Linked DNA regions of Homo sapiens: region 2 is linked to region 1. Evidence: read pairs that join two places in POLR2A ChIA-PET (ENCODE). Cell type or tissue: Panc1. All regions are shown on one strand. Each heading gives the region's core, and the rest is flanking DNA. Links, peaks and the distances in the headings are about the cores only. Region 1 holds the start of RASL12 (RAS like family 12). Region 2 overlaps SPG21 (SPG21 abhydrolase domain containing, maspardin).

Region 1 (8,328 bases), core at 293-8,292:
TCCTGGACACTGAGTGTCCCTCTGGGATTTGGAGAGGACAAGGAACTATCCTGGCTGTGGGCAGCCCACAGAGTTCCCAGGCCCTGCTCGACCCCACACCAACCTCCCTCTCTACTCCGCATCCCCTACACTGTGTGAGGTTGGGGATGGGGGCAAAGAAAGGAGAAAGGAGCCTGCCTCAGACTCTGAGCCTTTCTAGAGCACAGACCCAGTGTTGTTTATCCCTGTATTCACAACGATGGGCATACAGTAGGCGTCTGTTAAGTAGACTCTCTGGGGCGCTAACCTGTGGGAGTCTCCAGTCTGATAGAGAAGATATAACCCTTGCCCCTGGGAGACACCCCCACTCTCTGAAGTCTGATGGGAACGCCCTGGCCCTTGCCACTTATGCACATAGATGTTTCTGCACATAGGGTAGTGAGTGGCTTGTACTGCCTGGACCTAGAGGAGGAAGAGCACTGGACTGGGAGTCAGGACTCCTGCCTGGGCTCTGATGCTGGTGCCACCACTGACTTACAAAAGCTACCCAAACTCTTCAGGCTACAGTGCTTCATCTGTAAAGTGGAATTTGAATCTGCCTTCTAAGGTTCTGTTCCCCTTTGACATGTGAATTTATCATTCGACAACCACAGAAGTGGTTGTCATGTTGTGCCTCCAGAAGAGGCAACCACATCGCGAAAGGGTACCAAAAGCTTAGCTTTATATGAAAGGGCTCCTGGGGGTTGGGTGGCAAGGGTAGGTCCTGCCGTCAGGAAAACCTCACAGGCCCTACGTGTCTAGACCTATATTTGCTCCAGTCGTTCACTCCAGAGGTATCTATTGAGCACCTGCTGCATGCCCACTGCTGGGCCTGGTGCCACATCCTCTAGATTTTGAGTGCCTGGGGGCCTCCTATGAGACCCTTGATGAGGGTTGGGGGTAGAGGGTAAGGAGAGTTGGGTTACCTGCCCTAGCAGAATAACCTCTCTCTTGATCTGAAGTGTACAAACTTCTGGTCACTAAACGGTTATGACTTCTTTGTAGGTGGATGAGAAATGTGTGCTATTTATATCCAGAGGAGTAGACAGAACTAACCTCCACTTCCTTGGGCCATGGGCCAAGCTCTGGATAGGACACATGTTATCTAATATACTTATTGATATTGTCCCTGTTTTATTTTATTTTGAGACAAGGTCTCACTCTGTCACCCAGGCAGGAGTGCAGTGGCACAAATACAGCTTATTGCAGCCTCCATCTCCTGGGCTGAAGCTATCTTCCCACCTTGGCCTCCCATGTAGCTGGGACTATAGTTGCATGCCAACATACCCAGCTAATTTTTTTATATGCGTCTGTAGAGACAGGGTTTCACCATGTTGCCCAGGTTTGTCCCTATTTTGAAGATGAGGAACAGAGACCCAGAAGGGCAAAGTAGTTTATTCCAGGGTCTGACAGTAGCAGCCCCTGGGTGAGGAAACTGGGGATGGAGAAAAGGATAGGTCGCAGCCATGAGGTGGGCACTGTTTTCCTCCCAAGCCTCAGAGAAGGGGCAGACTTTGAGCAATGAGCTGTCACAGTTGAGGGCCCCAGTAACCAGGTGGCCACCAGCTCAAATAATCTCTGAACTGGAAGAGAATTAAGGGTCATCTTACTGCAACATTCGAGTCATGAAGGCGTCTCTTCTCTAACACTTCCTTGACGTGGTCACTCCCTTGGTTGCTGCCAGTGTCAGGGGAGAGGGGTTGAGTTCCACCAAAGACAGTCCCTTCTAACTATGGACAGTCAGATGGTTACAGAGTTCACCCTCAGACTGAGCTAGAATCTTGCAGCTCCCATCTCCTGGTTGGTCAAGTTTTAAAGATGAGGAAACAGACCACATAGAGGTCAAGTAACATCCCAGCATCACACAAGCTGAGAAGTAGCAGAGCTTAAGTTTACATGCAGTTGGGCCCGTGCAGGCCCACAGTTAGCCCTGCCTCCAGCAGTTGTCCATTGAGATTGGTTCTATCCCCAAAGGCCCCATCTGGAACCAGTCTGTCTTCACAGAATGGGGCCAGCCCAGGGATGTGACTGGAACTTGGCTCCCACTTTCTCAACTCCTACAACTCAAAGGAAAACCCTTGGCCATTAGCTGTGTGACTAATTCTGGCCTGAGAGTGTAATCTAAACAAATTCCACCCACTACCTTAATAACACAGCTGGTTTACCATGATTTCCCCAAAACACAACTAGGCTGAGTCAATATTCATGTCCTGGCCAGGAAAATAATTGTTCTTCTTTGAAGAGTCGTTATTACCATCCAGCTCTGACCCTGGGCCCTGCCTGCACACCTGGTTTTCCATGGTTCCTCTGTGGGTGGGTGGGTAGATGAGTTAACCATCTGCGGGAAGGGGAAGGAGAAGGGCTGCCGTGAGAGGTCTCTGAGGCTCCCATGCCTTTCCCTGCTCTAACCTGGAGCGTACTCCAGAAGAGATGCCTCACAGGGTTCTAGAATGTACGCAGGCCTGGAGCCCAGGGCTGATTCTGTCACTCTCTATTTTGCTTCATTTTCCCCTTCCTTCAGTATTTATATATGGGGACACCGAAGCCCAAAGAAGCAAGGTGACTTGCCCAAGATTACTCTAGGGCAGGAGCTAGCACTAGATCCTAAGTGTCCAGGTTCGTGGTGTGGGCCCTTTGCCCTGTCTTTGGTATGACCAGATTTACCCTGAGTCCCAAGGGGAATGACCAGGGGACCCCTGCCAGGCTCACCACCAATCCCAGAATTGCTGTAGGCAAGAGGCAGTGCCAGGTTTTAGAACAAACACCCCATTTACACAACAGGCCACAAACACATGCAACTCATTAGCTCCCATTAGGGAGAGACAGTAATTCAGAATGGATTAGGTTTCTTGAAGCTGAACCCATATTGGCCCTGAAATCTTAGTGAGGGGTTCTCTCCGCCCCGCCCCCTCTCCCAGAAGCCTGGGTTCCGAATGGGTTCTGCAGTGAGGCCTCTAGAGTCTCCACAGCAAAGGGCAGAATAATGTGATTGGGGATATAGAGTGCCAAGGCTGAGCTAAAGAAAGGGCAAGGCTTGGAATTGAACCCAGGAAGCTTCCTGGAGGAGGAGGCGGGGCTGGCTTGGTAGAACAAAGGGAGGGGTGGATTTTCTTGCTGGTGAAAAGAGATTGAGTGGGAGGTTCAGGGAAGAGTGCAAACATCCTTCCCCTCTCTCCCCCTAGCCCTGGGGCTCCTTCTCTGCTCCTTCCCGGCCGGGTTTGGGGGCGCTCGGGAGGGTGACGGCAGGGTCCTCGAGGCCCAGCCCGGCGGTGGGGGCGCGGCCGGCAGGAGCTCCCTCCCTGCTCCAGGAGCCGGCTGAGCGCGCCCCGCGGGGGGCTCCGCAGCCCTTACAAGGAATTTGGTGGCGCTTGGGGTGGCCCCGCCCGCCAGGCTCCACCGGCCCCTCCTCCCCGCGGGGTGGCAGCCCGCTGGACGCGGGGCCGAGGGCGCGGACGCCGACGGGTCCGGGGCCGCGCGCTCCAGGGAAGCCTGCATCCCGCTCCCCTGGGCCCCGACGGGCGGGCGCACTGCGCGGGGCCCACCGGCCGCAGACCTGCGTGGCCGTCCAGGGCGTCGCCATGTCCTCGGTGTTTGGAAAACCCCGCGCGGGCAGCGGGCCTCAGAGCGCGCCCCTCGAGGTCAACCTGGCCATCCTGGGGCGCCGCGGGGCTGGCAAGTCTGGTGAGTGGCGCCGGGGAGCCTGAGCCGCCAAGTGCGGAGCTGGGCGTGGGTGGGGGGACAGTGGGCTGTGCTCTTGGGGGCAGGTTCTTCCACTGGCTTGGGGAGCTTCCTTCACCCAGGAGGGTCGCACAAGACACCGTGATTTTCTTTGCCTCAGTTTCCCTGTTGCCGGGCTTTCTCTTCTCTCGGCTTTGTGCTCAGCTCCACCATCTCTGTCTTCTGTTCCCTGCCTGCCTCTTCCCTTTGTGTCTTCCCACTGTCTCTGTCCTCCGTATCAGTGACCCCTGCTGTCTCTCCCCTCTCTCTTGTGTGTCTCGGAGTCCTTTACTGGTCGGTCTCCCCTGCCACCAACCTTCCAACCCCCACCCCTATGACCTACCCTGGGGCCAGCAGTCAGTCCTGGCGACTGGCTTCAAAGGGACCTGTTGGGCACTGATCCCCCTACCCAAGGCGCCTCTTTGAGCTTAGTCGCAGCCTTGCTACTCCCTGATTAGGCTTGGGGGAAGACTTCCCGTCCAACCCCTCCCCCTCCACACCCCCTCCCCGTAGAAGGGAGCTGGTGAAGTCACTAGCTGTTGAGATTTCTCAGGGAAGGTCCACTCCCCCACTCCCACCCCCATTCCCTGGGATTCTGGGACAAGTTGTGCATTCTTATCAAATGTGTTCGTTTCAAGCCAGACCCCTCTCAACTTTCTGGAAACACATTGGGTTATGGTTCCAGGTGCATGGGATTGTCCTTGATGAGCCAAGATCTTGGGCTTCCATTGAGATAATTTGTGTCAACACTGAACTATGCCACTCCTGGCTGGCTGAAGGAGGGAGGGCAGAAGGGGTCCTCCACTGGCTGTTTTTCCAGTTTTAGCCGTTAGTGATGGCCAACCCAAGCTCAGCTGGCTGTGGGTTTCCTCCCCAGAGTGTTCTGTAAGACTCACTGGGGGCCTACTCTCTGATTTTGAAGCCAGCCCCACCCCCAGAGAGGGGACTCTGAATCTGGTTTTCCTACAGAAGGGATTACCCTCTTCCTTTGAAAGATTTGCCCTTTGAAAATCAGATTGTTATCCGTAGCTCTGTAACCGGTACCGTTTAGCCAGTGACTACATAAAAGAAAGAATTTAAATTTTAAAATATGTATTCCCTGGGTATTAGTTTGCAAACTGACACCGTTAGGAATCCTAGGAAAGAATTTTAAGGATTTTATTCACAATGTCACTTTTTTTTTTTTAAGACAGTGTCTCTGTCACTCAGGCTGGAGTACAATGGCGCGATCATGACTCACTATAGCCTCAAACTCCTGAGCTCAAGTGATCTTCCCTCTCAGCCTCCTGAGTAGCTAGGACTACAGGCATACCACCATGCCTGGTTAATTTTTCAATTTTTTTAGAGATAACAGTGTCACTGCATTGCCCAGGCTGGTCTCAATCCCAAAGCACTGGAATTACAGGCATCCCATTACTTTTCTTTCTTTCTTTTTTCTTTTTCTTTCTTTCTTTCTATCTTTCTGTCTTTGTTTCTTTCTCTTTTCTTCCTTCCTTTTTCTCTTTCTCTTTTCCCTCCCTCCCTCCTTCCCTTCATCCCTCTCTTCTTCTTTCTTTTTTTTCTTTCTTCTTTCTCTCTCTTTCTTCTTTCTTTCTCTTTCCTTCTCTTTCTTTTATTCTCTCTCTTCTCTACTCTTCTCTTCTCTTCTCTTCTCTACTCTTCTCTTCTCTTCTCTTTTCTTTTCTTTCTTTCCAAACAAGCAGTAGCGAACATTACTTTTTGAGGGTCCAGTATAGTAGTTGGCTGGTCTTTGCTTTATATGGCTACACTCTGAACCAAAGAGAGCTTAATTCTTGAGTTTTACATTCTGCTGAGATATCCATGATGAGTGTAGAGGCCCCAGAGAAAGCCAAGACTTGCGATGTGGGAGACCAGGACCAGAGTGTGTTTCTTCGGGACACAGACCTCACCTGGACCTTACCTGGAAAGCCCAGGCACTTGGGGATTTATACCCTTCCCAAAGATCAACCACTGCAATCAACTCTGCTCTTCCTGTGTTTTTGGCTTGTAGCTAAAGCCTGGAGTAAATAGCCCCACACTTCAGAATCTCTGTGACTTGTCCGGGGTGGGCGACACCTCCCTTCAGTTGAGGTTTCACCAGGCTGACTCTAGGGTAATGGTTGCATGGGTCCTGACCCCTGAGTTCATACCTTCCAAACACCCCTTAGGCTTGCCACTCATTGCTTTCCTTGCCATTAAAAAAAATTCCCACGGTGCAATTAGAGGCACTTGGCTCCCCGTAGTTCTGGTTTCCTTCTGAGCCTTTCAAACCAATTCCTCAGTTCCCTAGCTTCATTCTCTGGGAGAGCTGAGCTTGGTGTCAGCCGGGGATCACAGAGGTTAGATAAGGCCTCCCTTAAACGAGGGGCCAGCAGCTAGACATGGCCGCGGAGATGGAGCCAACCTCTTTCTGCTTCTTGCAGCCCTGACCGTGAAGTTTCTGACCAAGAGGTTTATCAGTGAATATGACCCCAACTTGGGTAAGAAACTACTCCCCGTACCTTCTGCTGCCTGTGCCCCATCTGGAGTGCTCTCCTGGGACCCACCCCGTGGGTGGGCACTGACCAGGACTGCATGTCTGGGGACAGAAGGGAGAAGCCGCCAGGATGACCCAGCCCATGGGGGAAAATGTTTTAAGTGTCAGAAATACCCCTTCCACAGCCCACCCCAGACAACTGGGGGGTTGGCCTAATTCACAGAACTAAGAGAGGCTGATTTACCCTAAAATATGAGGTGTGAAAAAACTTTAAAAAATAAAAATAAACATAGCAAGACATCCACATCCAAACAGGTATTATTCTTGGGCCGGGTGCGGTGGCTAATGCCTGTAATCTCAGCACTTTGGGAGGCTGAGGTGGGTGGATCACCTGAGGTCAGGAGTTAATGACCAGCCTGGCCAACATGGTGAAACTCCGTCTCTAAAAATACAAAAATTAGCTGGGCATAGTGGTGTGTGCCTGTAATCCCAGCTTCTAGGGAGGCTGAGGCAGGAGAACTGCTTGAACCCGGGAGGCGGAGATTGCAGTGAGCCAAGGTCGTGCCACTGCACTCCAGCCTGGGCGACAGAGGGAAACTCTGTCTAAAAAAAAAAAAAACTCAAAAACAAATAGGTATTATTCTTCAAGATGGTCACTCAGTGTTCTCTTCCAGAAAACCTGGGCAGGACATTCGAGAAATTCTCTAGTGGTGCTGGCTTCTGAACCAGTTTTTTAACCGTATGAGAAAACAACTGTTGTTTTCATCGCTGCATCATGGTATATTGGAAAAAGGAACGTTTCGGTGTCAGTCAGAGCTGGGTTTGAATCCTACCTGGCTCTGCTCCTTATTGGCAACCTTGAGCCAGTCAGCTAACCTCTCTGAGCTACTGTTTCCTCATCTGTAAAATGGGCATTAAAAAATAGTTAGAGAATTGCTGTGAGGATTAAAGAAATAGCACATGTAAAAGATCCAGCCTAGTACTTGACCCACAGTAGGCACTCAATGCATTTTTGCTTTTCCTTCCTCCTCAAATGGATTCCCATACACAATAGCTTAGATTCCCTTCTAAAACAAATCAAAGCAGGATTTTATTAGTATAAATGTTGCTTAAAGCTCACATGTATAACATTTGTCTATTGTAAACTGTTCACTGAGAGCCATAAGGTGTCTGGATGATCTTAGCCTTTAGAAAATGGGTGTTGCAGTCTTGGATTATTTTCCCCATTCATAAAAATCAATTAAAGCATTCATGGGACCCCTGAGAGCCCTCCAAAGAAGCCCAAGGCTTTGTGACACAGTGGAAACCCCCTGCGCTCCCTGCAGCAGGCCCCTGATCCAGCGCTCCTGCCGCACCTGGAGGGGAGAGCTCCTTACCCTAGTGGTGCCCAGCCCCTTAGTTCAGGCTGGAGTCCAGCACCAGTGTTGCAGCAGGCAGAGACATCAGGGCTATTTAGTCCCCTTGTTTAAAAAAGCTTTTCCTTAGGTAGCAGAATCCCTTCTTCCAGATTTTAAACAGAACCCCAGGGTGTCAAACAGAGAGAGCAAAGGGGTTCCCATGGGTAAGTCAGGGATGCAGGGCAGGTGACATGGTGACAGTCCCTAAGAGATTTGTTCCTCGAAGCTCTGCTTGACCCCCGGTGCCTTGGCACAGCCCTTCAGTGCTACAGTGGAGGAAACAGGCCCAAGGAGCTGAAGACTCTGGGCCAAGGTCACCCAGAGGAGGCCCTTTGATTAGCAGAGGTCAGCTCCAGAGAGAGGAGGACACAGGATGCAATGGTGCACTGGCCGGCGAGGTGTTGGAAGAGGCCAGAGCATGGAATAGAGATGGGGTGGAGAAACTGAGGACAGAGGTGAGGTGGGAGGACAGGAAGGAAAGGCACACAAGCAGACACAGTGTCTGGGAAAGGACAAGGGGAATTCCCAAGGGCAGGGACTCAAAAGACATATTCGGCCTAATTCAAATATTGCATGGGTCATGCTTATACCAAAAATTATTCCTTTTTTTTTTTTGAGATTCAGATTTAACTGGGCATCTTGTATTTTTCCTGGCATCTCACCTCCAGTCTGTCTTCCTCCCTGCCTTCCAATCGATACTGTCACAGGGTGCCACCGGAT
Region 2 (8,328 bases), core at 1-8,000, 92 kb after region 1:
CCTTTTACACATTTCCCCAGTTTCTGCCGAACCTTTGCAAAACTGTAGTACAAAATCACAACCAGGATATTGATATTACTACAATCTACCAATCTCATTCAGGCTTCCCCAGTTCTGCTTGAACTCATTTGTTTGTATGTATTAAGTTGCATATAATTTTGTCACCTGTGTGGGCATGGATATTTATAAATTAAAGACTCCATGAAAGTATCATCCCCTTTCTTTTAGGCTATCATCTGACTCAAATTCTCAAACTTTCTGCTAGGTAGAATCAGTTCCCCATTCTTTCTTGGAATGGTGGAAGTCTTATCCACAAATAGAATTTTAATAATGAAAGTCATACATCAAATCTAAAATGATTCCATAATTCATATGGCAGTATCCATTCCAGTGATTCATCAATAACAAAATGAACCTAAGTGCTTAAACAGTAAGCCTGTTAGACGAGGTTTTTGGGGGAGTTTTTTTGTTTTTGTTTTTGTTTTTTGGAGATGGAGTCTCACTCTGTCACTCAGGCTAGAGTGCAGTAGTATGATCTCGGCTCATGCAACCTCCACCTCTCAGGCTCAAGCAATTCTCATGCCTCAGCTTCCCCAGTAGCTGGGATTACAGGTGCCTGTCACCATGCCTGGCTAATTTTTGTATTTTTTAGTAGAGATGGGGTTTCACCATGTTGTCCAGGCTGGTCTCGAACTCCTGACCTCAAGTGATTCACCCGCCTCGGCCTCCCAAAGCGCTGGGATTGCAAGCGTGAGCCACCACGCCCAGCCAGTTGGTTTTATATGTATATAAAAAAGGAATTCTTGGCCAGGCGCGGTGGCTCACGCCTGTAATCCCAGCACTTTGGGAGGCCGAGGCAGGCGGATCACAAGATCAGGAGATCGAGACCATCCTGGCTAACATGGTGAAACCCCGTCTCTACTAAAAATACAACAACAACAAAAAATTAGTCGGGTGTGGTGGCACATGCCTGTAGTCCCAGCTACTCAGGAGACTGAGGCAGGAGAATCGCTTGAACCTGGGAGGTGGAGGTTGCAGTGAGCCGAGATCGCGCCACTGCACTCCAGCCTGGGCGACAGAGCGAGACCCCAGTTCAAACAAACAAAAAAAAGGAATTCTTAGGGGACAAACCTGAGTCCCTTAGAAATGAGTTTGTGACTTGTACTTCTTTTTCCTCATCATTGCCAGCATTAATAGATAGGCTACGTATAGTCAAGTACCATACTTCTTTTGTCACAAACAGAAGTACAGTAGCCTGGCATGGTGGCTCACACCCGTAATCCCAGCACTTTGGGAAGTTAAGGCAGTTATATTGCTTGAGGCAGGCAAATCGCTTGAGCCCAGGAGTTCAAGACCAGCCTGGGCAACGTGGCAAAACCCCATTTCTACAAAAAAGTATACATATAAAAATTAGCCAGGCATGGTGGTGCATGCCTGTGATTCCAGCTACCGGGGGGCTGAGGTGGGAGAATCGCTTGCACCCAAGAGGTTGTGGCTGCAGTGAGCTACAATCGTGCCAATGCACTCCAGCCTGGGTGAGAGAGAGTGAGACCCTATCACAAAAACAAACAAGCTGGGTGGAGTGACTCACGCCTAAAATTCCAACACTTTGGGAGGCCAAGGCAGTTAGATCACTTGAGGTCAGGAGTTCGAGACTAGCCTGGCCAACATGGCAAAACTGTGTCTGTACTAAAAATACAAAAATCAGCTGGGTGTGGTGGTGGACATCTGTAATCTCAGCTACTCAGGAGGCTGAGGTAGGAGAATCGTTCAAACCCGGGAGGCGGAGGTGGCATGAGTCGAGATCGCGCCGCTGCACTCCAGCCTGGGCAACAGAGGAGACTCTGTCTCAAGAAACAAACAGACACCCCAAAGTACAATAAATGAAATAGAGTAACTAAGTCATTTAAAAGAAGAGGAACAATTTTACTGAATACCCTCTTAAAGAAATGCTACCAAAAAGAGAGGAAGCTCTCCTTAGAACAAATTTTGTTTCCATCTCTCCTGAGCCATAATTCTGAATGAAATTAGATTTAAGAGAAAACGGTATTTCTTTACTGGAATGGGTTCTGCTGTATTCATCCTTGAACCCCAGACTTTTTCAGCTATTTAGAAAGGAAATTGATGGGAATTGAAATTGTTACTCACGTAATATCATTAGAGTGTGCTTACTTTTTATACTCTTTTAATTTGGTCTGTTAGAAAAATGTGAAATATGAAGTTTAGTAAAAAGTGAGAGCTTATTTTTACATATTTTGAATAAGGAGCAGCGCTTGAGCAAACGAGAAATGTCAGTGTTTGAGTCCTAAGTTTTTCAAATACGTGAGTTGCATTTTTACTTTTATGATTTTTAAAAATAAAATTATCGTTATTATTTCAGTTGCAGTATCCAGTTTATTGGGACCATCTCGAGTTCTGTGATGGATTCAGAAAACTTTTAGACCATTTACAATTGGATAAAGTGAGTACCCTGAAACTAATTACATACATACAATTTTTTTTTTATTTTTTGAGATGAAGTCTCACTCTGTCACCCAGGCTGGAGTGCAGTGGCGCGATCTCGGCTCACCGCAACCTCCACCTCCCGGATTCAAGTGATTCTCCTGCCTCAGTCTCCAAAATAGCTGGGATTACAGGCGTGTGCCACCATGCCCGGCTAGTTTTTGTATTTTTAGTAAAGATGGGGTTTCGCCAGGTTGGCCAGGCTGCTCTCAAACTCCTGACCTCAAGTGATCCGCCCGCCTCAGCCTCCCTAAGTGCTGGGATTACAGGCGTGAGCCACCGTGCCGAGCCCTCTTTTATTTTTTAATAATAGCTTTATTGCAACATAATTCATATACCATATAATTTACCCTTTTAAGTATACAGTTCCATGTTTTTCAGTATACTCCCAGGTATGTGCAACCATCACTGCAGTCAATGTTTTATAATTTTTTTAATGCCAAAAACCTCATATTCATTAGCAGTCGGTCCTCATCTTCCCCCCTACTAGCCCTGCAACCTAATTTATTTTTATCTCTATGGATTTGCCTATTCTAGATATTTTACATAAGTGGAATCGTATCATATGTGGTCTTTTTGACTGGCTTTTTTTATTTAGCATTGTGAGTTTAAGGTTCATTCATGTTGAAGCCGGAATCAATACTTCGTTTCTCTTTACAGTTAAATCATATTTTTATAAATATGCCATATCTTGTTTAACGATTCATCAGCTGATGCACATTTGGGTTGTTTTTACCCTTTGGATATCATGAATAATGCTGCCATGAACATTCATGTACAAGTTTTTGTGTTGACATATGTTTTCAGTTCTCTTAGGTATGTGTTTAGGGGTGGAATTACTGAATCACAGTTTTCTTAGACATAAACCACTAAGTGGTTTTGAGTTTTTTCTTTTTTTTTTTTTTTGAGACAGGCTTTCACTTTGTTGCCCAGGCTGGAGTGCGGTGGTGCAATCATGGCTCACTGCAGCCTCAACCTTTTGGGCTCAAGCGATCCTCCCACCTCAACCTCCCAAGTAGCTAGGACTCTAGGCACGTACCACCATGCCTGGCTAATTTTTGTATTTTTAGTATACAGGCCTTTTCCATATTTCCCTAGCTTGGTTTTGTTGGTTTCTTTTTTTCTTTTCTTTTTTTTTTTTTTTTTAAGACGGAGTCTCGCTCTGTTGCCCAGGCTGGAGTGCAGTGGTGCGATCTTGGCTCACTGCAACCTCCGCCTGCCAGGTTCAAGCGATTCTGCTGCCTCAGCCTCCCGAGTAGCTGGGACTACAGGCACGCACCACCATGCCTGGCTAGTTTTTTTGTATTTTTAGTAGAGACGGTTTCACCATGCTGGCTAGGCTGGTCTCGAACTCCTGACCTCGTGATCTGCCTGCCTCGGCCTCCCAAAGTGCTGGGATTACAGGTGTGAGCCACCGTGCCTGGACTGGTTTTGTTTTCTAATGCAATCTGTGAATGATATTTTTTTTAATTATATAACTTGGATGCCAAGTTGTATTATCTTGATGGACTGTATAAATTGCATTTAAATACAATATTTTCTAAATTTCTAGCTGCTGTAAATATTTTAGTCTATTGGCTAGTGATAACATATTCTGTGGTTAGTGATAATTGAAGCAACTTTTTAATACTCAGGTTCAAGATTGATCAGTATTTCAGAATCTGCCTTATATTTGTTTATAATTAGGTTCATCTTTTTGGCGCTTCTTTGGGAGGCTTTTTGGCCCAGAAATTTGCTGAATACACTCACAAATCTCCTAGAGTCCATTCCCTAATCCTCTGCAATTCCTTCAGTGACACCTCTATCTTCAACCAAACTTGGACTGCAAACAGGTAAGAACAAAATTACTTTTTTTGTTCAGTGAAATTTTGAAAATGTTGGCTTTTGAGTGTTTGGTACATTAGGAAGGGAAGACTTATATCTACTTCTATATTCTGCAACTTCCTTGGCTTTTTTTTTGAGACAGAGTCTTGCTCTGTCACCCAGGCTGAAGTGCAGTGGTGCAATCACAGCTTACTGCAGCCTTTATTTCCCAGGCTCAAGCGATCCTCCTACCTCAGCCTCCCAAGTAGCTGGAACTACAGGCAGGCATGCATGGCACCACACCTGGTTAATTTCTGTATATTTTTGTACAGATGAGGTTTTGCCATGTTGTCCCATGCTGGTCTCTAACTCCCGGGCTCAAGCCATCTGCCCACCTTGGCCTCCCAAAGTTCTGGGATTACAGGCATGAGCCACTGTGCCCGGCTCTTTCTTGGCTTTTAAAATTAGAAACAATTACCTTTGCAAAAGGAAAGAATTGAATGAACTCTAAATTCAGCTTTTTTTATTACCTTAAATTTTTAAATTTTGTTTAATATTCATTAATATACTTTTGCTGTTTTTATTCAGTATTTCTATGTAACTAATACCATGTTCTGTTTATCCCACTTATTATTATGTGTAAACAGTTCCGTGTATTGACTGACATAGTTTTATTAGGCATTTGGCTTTTCCCAATTCTTCATCACATTCTACAGTAAATCTTTGTACAAATTACTGGGTTTTTTCCCTTTCCAATTTATTTCCTTGAGATATGTTCTCCAAATGGAAAGAATAGAGCATTTGGTCTGTCAACAGATGTTCTGCACATCATGACCCTTGATATTAGTCTGTTCTTCCAAAAGATAGAAATGGTGGAAATGAGGCTGGGTGCGGTGGCTCACACCTGTAATCCCAGCACTTTGGGAGGCCGAGGCGGCCGGATCACCTGAGGTCGGGAGTTCGAGACCAGCCTGACCAACGTGGAGAAACCCTGTCTACTAAAAATACAAAATTAGCTGGGCAAGGTGGCACATGCCTATAATCCCAGCTACTCAGGAGGCTGAGGCAGGAGAATCACTTGAACCCAGGATGCGGAGGTTGTGGTGAGCCGAGATCACGCCATTGCACTCCAGCCTAGGCAACAGGAGCGAAACTCCATCTCAAAAAAAAAACAAACCAAAAACAAAATGGTGGAAATGCTTTGGGTGCAGCCAGTGGGGTACTTGTTTCCTAGGAGCCATCCTTTCATTGATTTTATCATTTTAAGTAATTGGTAGGTATCTATGATGCCATACAGCTGGCTTACTGTGCACTTCTTTCATTGCTGGCAAGGCGAGGCTCTAGCCTTAAAATAAAGCCCAGTGGCCAGGTGTGATGGCTCATGCCGTACTCCCAACACTTTGGGAGGCCAAGACAGGAGGATCACTTCAGGCCAAGAGTTTGAAACCAGCCTGAGCAACATAGTGAGACCCCATCTCTACAAATAACAATAATAATAAATTAGCCAGGTATCATGGTATGCACCTGCAGTCCTAGCTACTCAGGAGGCTGAGGCAGGAGGATCGCTTGAGCCCAAGAGTTCAAGGCTGCAGTGAGCCACAACTGTGCCTCTGTACTCCAGGCTGGGTGACAGAGCAAGACCCTACTTCAAAAAAAAAGCCCAGTGAGTAAACACATCTGTATGATCAGTGTTTTCAAATAATGTATAGGGAAATATCGTTTTCACATCTACTTAAAATTGCACTCTGATATTTTTTAGTTTTTTTTGTTGTTGTTTGTTTTTTTGTTTGTTTGTTTTTGAGATGGAGTCTCGCTCTGTCGCCCAGGCTGGAGTGCAGTGGCACGATCTCAGCTCACTGCAAGCTCTGCCTCCCAGGTTCACGCCATTCTCCTGCCTCAGCCTCCCGAATAGCTGGGACTACAGGCGCCCGCCACCATGCCTGGCTAATTTTTTATGTTTTTAGTAGAGACGGGGTTTCACCGTGTTCACCAGTATGGTCTCGATCTCCTGACCTCGTGATCCGCCCGCCTCAGCCTCCCAAAGTGCTGGGATTACAGGCATGAGCCACTGTGCCCAGCTATTTTTTAGTTTTTCTGATGTTATCTTAGTAATTACTCAGCATTCATGCAACAATTTCTTGTATACATTAGCTACTTTACAAATCCTTCCCGTCCAGATAATGCACTAAATAATGCTCATTATTTTTGGTGATTTTTATTGCTGTTCTAATTGTTAGAATGCCAAGACAGCCCCCATTCAGTTTGTGCTCTGGCACATCAGCTGCTTATTGTCAAATATCTGAGTGCTTACTGTGTGCCACACACTGAGGATCCAGGAGTGAGCAAAGTCAACAGGGTCCACCCCTTACAGAGCGTACTTAGACCTCATCACCTTCAAAAGATAAGAAAGTGATGGGGCTGGGAGAGAACTTAGAAAGTTAACTGGAAGGTGACCTAGTGGTCCTTTTGAGGGAAGCTCAACTTCCAGCAAGGCTGTCCCAGTGGTAATAAGCATCAGAAGGTAGTTTGCACCTCATCTAAGTAATTTTCGTCATAGGTTTACAGAAATTAGTGTTTGCCCTCCATGATGGCTCTTAACAGTTGAAATTAATGGAATAAATATAAACTAAAGATCATATATAGAAATCCGTAAAGATCTGACCAGTCACAGTGGCTCACACCTGTAATCCCAGCACTTTGGGAGGCAGAGGTAAGAGCATTGCTTGAGTCCAGGAGTTCTAGACCAGCCTGGGCAACAGAGCAAGATCCTGTCTCTACAGAAAAAAAATTTTCTTTTTTGAGATGGGAGTCTCGCTCTGTTGCCCAGGCTGGAGTGCAGTGGCACGTTCTCACTGCAGCCTCTGCCCCCCAGGTTCAAGTGATTCTCCTGCCTCAGCCTCCCAAGTAGCTGGGATTACAGGCGCTGGCCACCGCCCCTGGCTAATTTTTGTATTTTTAGTAGAGACGGGGTTTCACCATCTTGGCCAGGCTGGTCTTGAACTCCTGACCTTGTGATCACCCACCTTGGCCTCCCAAAGTTCTGGATTACAGGCATGAGCCATTGCGCCTGGCTCAGTAAATTTTTTTTTTTGGAGACGGAGTCTGGCTCTGTCGCCCAGGCTGGAGTGCCATGGCACGATCTTGGCTCACTGCAAGCTCCATCTCCTGGGTTCACGCCATTCTCCTGCCTCAGCCTCCCGAGTAGCTGGGACTACAGGCGCCCGCCACCAAGCCCGGCTAATTTTTAGTATTTTTAGTGGAGACGGGGTTTCACCGTGTTAGCCAGGATGGTCTCAATCTCCTGACCTCGTGATCTGCCCACCTTGGCCTCCCAAAGTGCTGGGATTACAGGCATGAGCCACCGTGCCTGGCCCCGGCTCCCCCAGCTCAGTAAATTTTTAAAAAATTAGTCAGGCCTGGTGGTACGAGCCCGTAGTCCCAGCTACTCGGGAGGCCAAGGTAGAAGGATCACTTGATAGGAGTTTGAGGCTACAGTGAGCTATGATCACAATACTGCACTTCAGCCTGGGCAACAGAGTGAGACCCTGTCTCTAAAAGTTTTTTTTTAAATTTTTTAATTAAAAAATAAAAAGAGGCCAGGAGTGGCTCACGCCTGTGATCCCAGCACTGTGGGAGGCTGAGGTGGGTGGATCACTTGAGGCCAGGAGTTCACCACCAGTCTGGCCAACATTGCAAAAGCTCATCTTTACTAAAAATACAGAAGTTAGCCGGGCGTGGTGGCATGTGCCTGTAGTCGCAGCTACTCGAAAGGCTGAGGCATGAGAATTGCTTGAGCCCGGGAGGCAGAGGTTGCACCCAGCCGAGATCATGCCACTGTACTTCCAGCATGGGTAACTGACTGAGACTCTGTCTCAAAAAATAATAACAATAATAAATTTAAAAAATAAATCTATAAATATCAATTTGCCTTGAATTAGCCAAGTTGAATCTAATAGTAGCAAATTTGGGGAGGTGCAATAGCTTTCATATTGGTATTTTGAAATCTGTTTTGAAATATCAATC

Evidence for each region. Peaks named below come from ENCODE experiments on the same cell type or tissue, not always from the same donor. Only the 100,000 strongest peaks of a DNase experiment are listed, where the experiment ranks them.
Region 2: POLR2A ChIA-PET joins it to region 1 with 5 read pairs; 2 of 35 experiments call an interaction of 5 or more read pairs at or near these places.

Annotation. Positions count from the first base shown.
Region 1 is chr15:65,063,104-65,071,431 of GRCh38, reverse strand. It overlaps RASL12 (RAS like family 12), which reads left to right and starts at 3,441. Exons shown (of 5, transcript NM_016563.4): 1 at 3,441-3,699; 2 at 6,159-6,215. The coding sequence starts at 3,597. In Panc1, for the core only: no CTCF peak of the experiment used is centred there; no DNase peak of the experiment used is centred there; H3K4me3 peaks cover 792 bases; H3K27me3 peaks cover 614 bases.
Region 2 is chr15:64,970,608-64,978,935 of GRCh38, reverse strand. It overlaps SPG21 (SPG21 abhydrolase domain containing, maspardin), which reads left to right. Exons shown (of 9, transcript NM_016630.7): 4 at 2,381-2,461; 5 at 4,189-4,334. Among named protein-coding and RNA genes, the nearest start is that of SPG21, 15 kb to the left of the region's middle. In Panc1, for the core only: no CTCF peak of the experiment used is centred there; no DNase peak of the experiment used is centred there.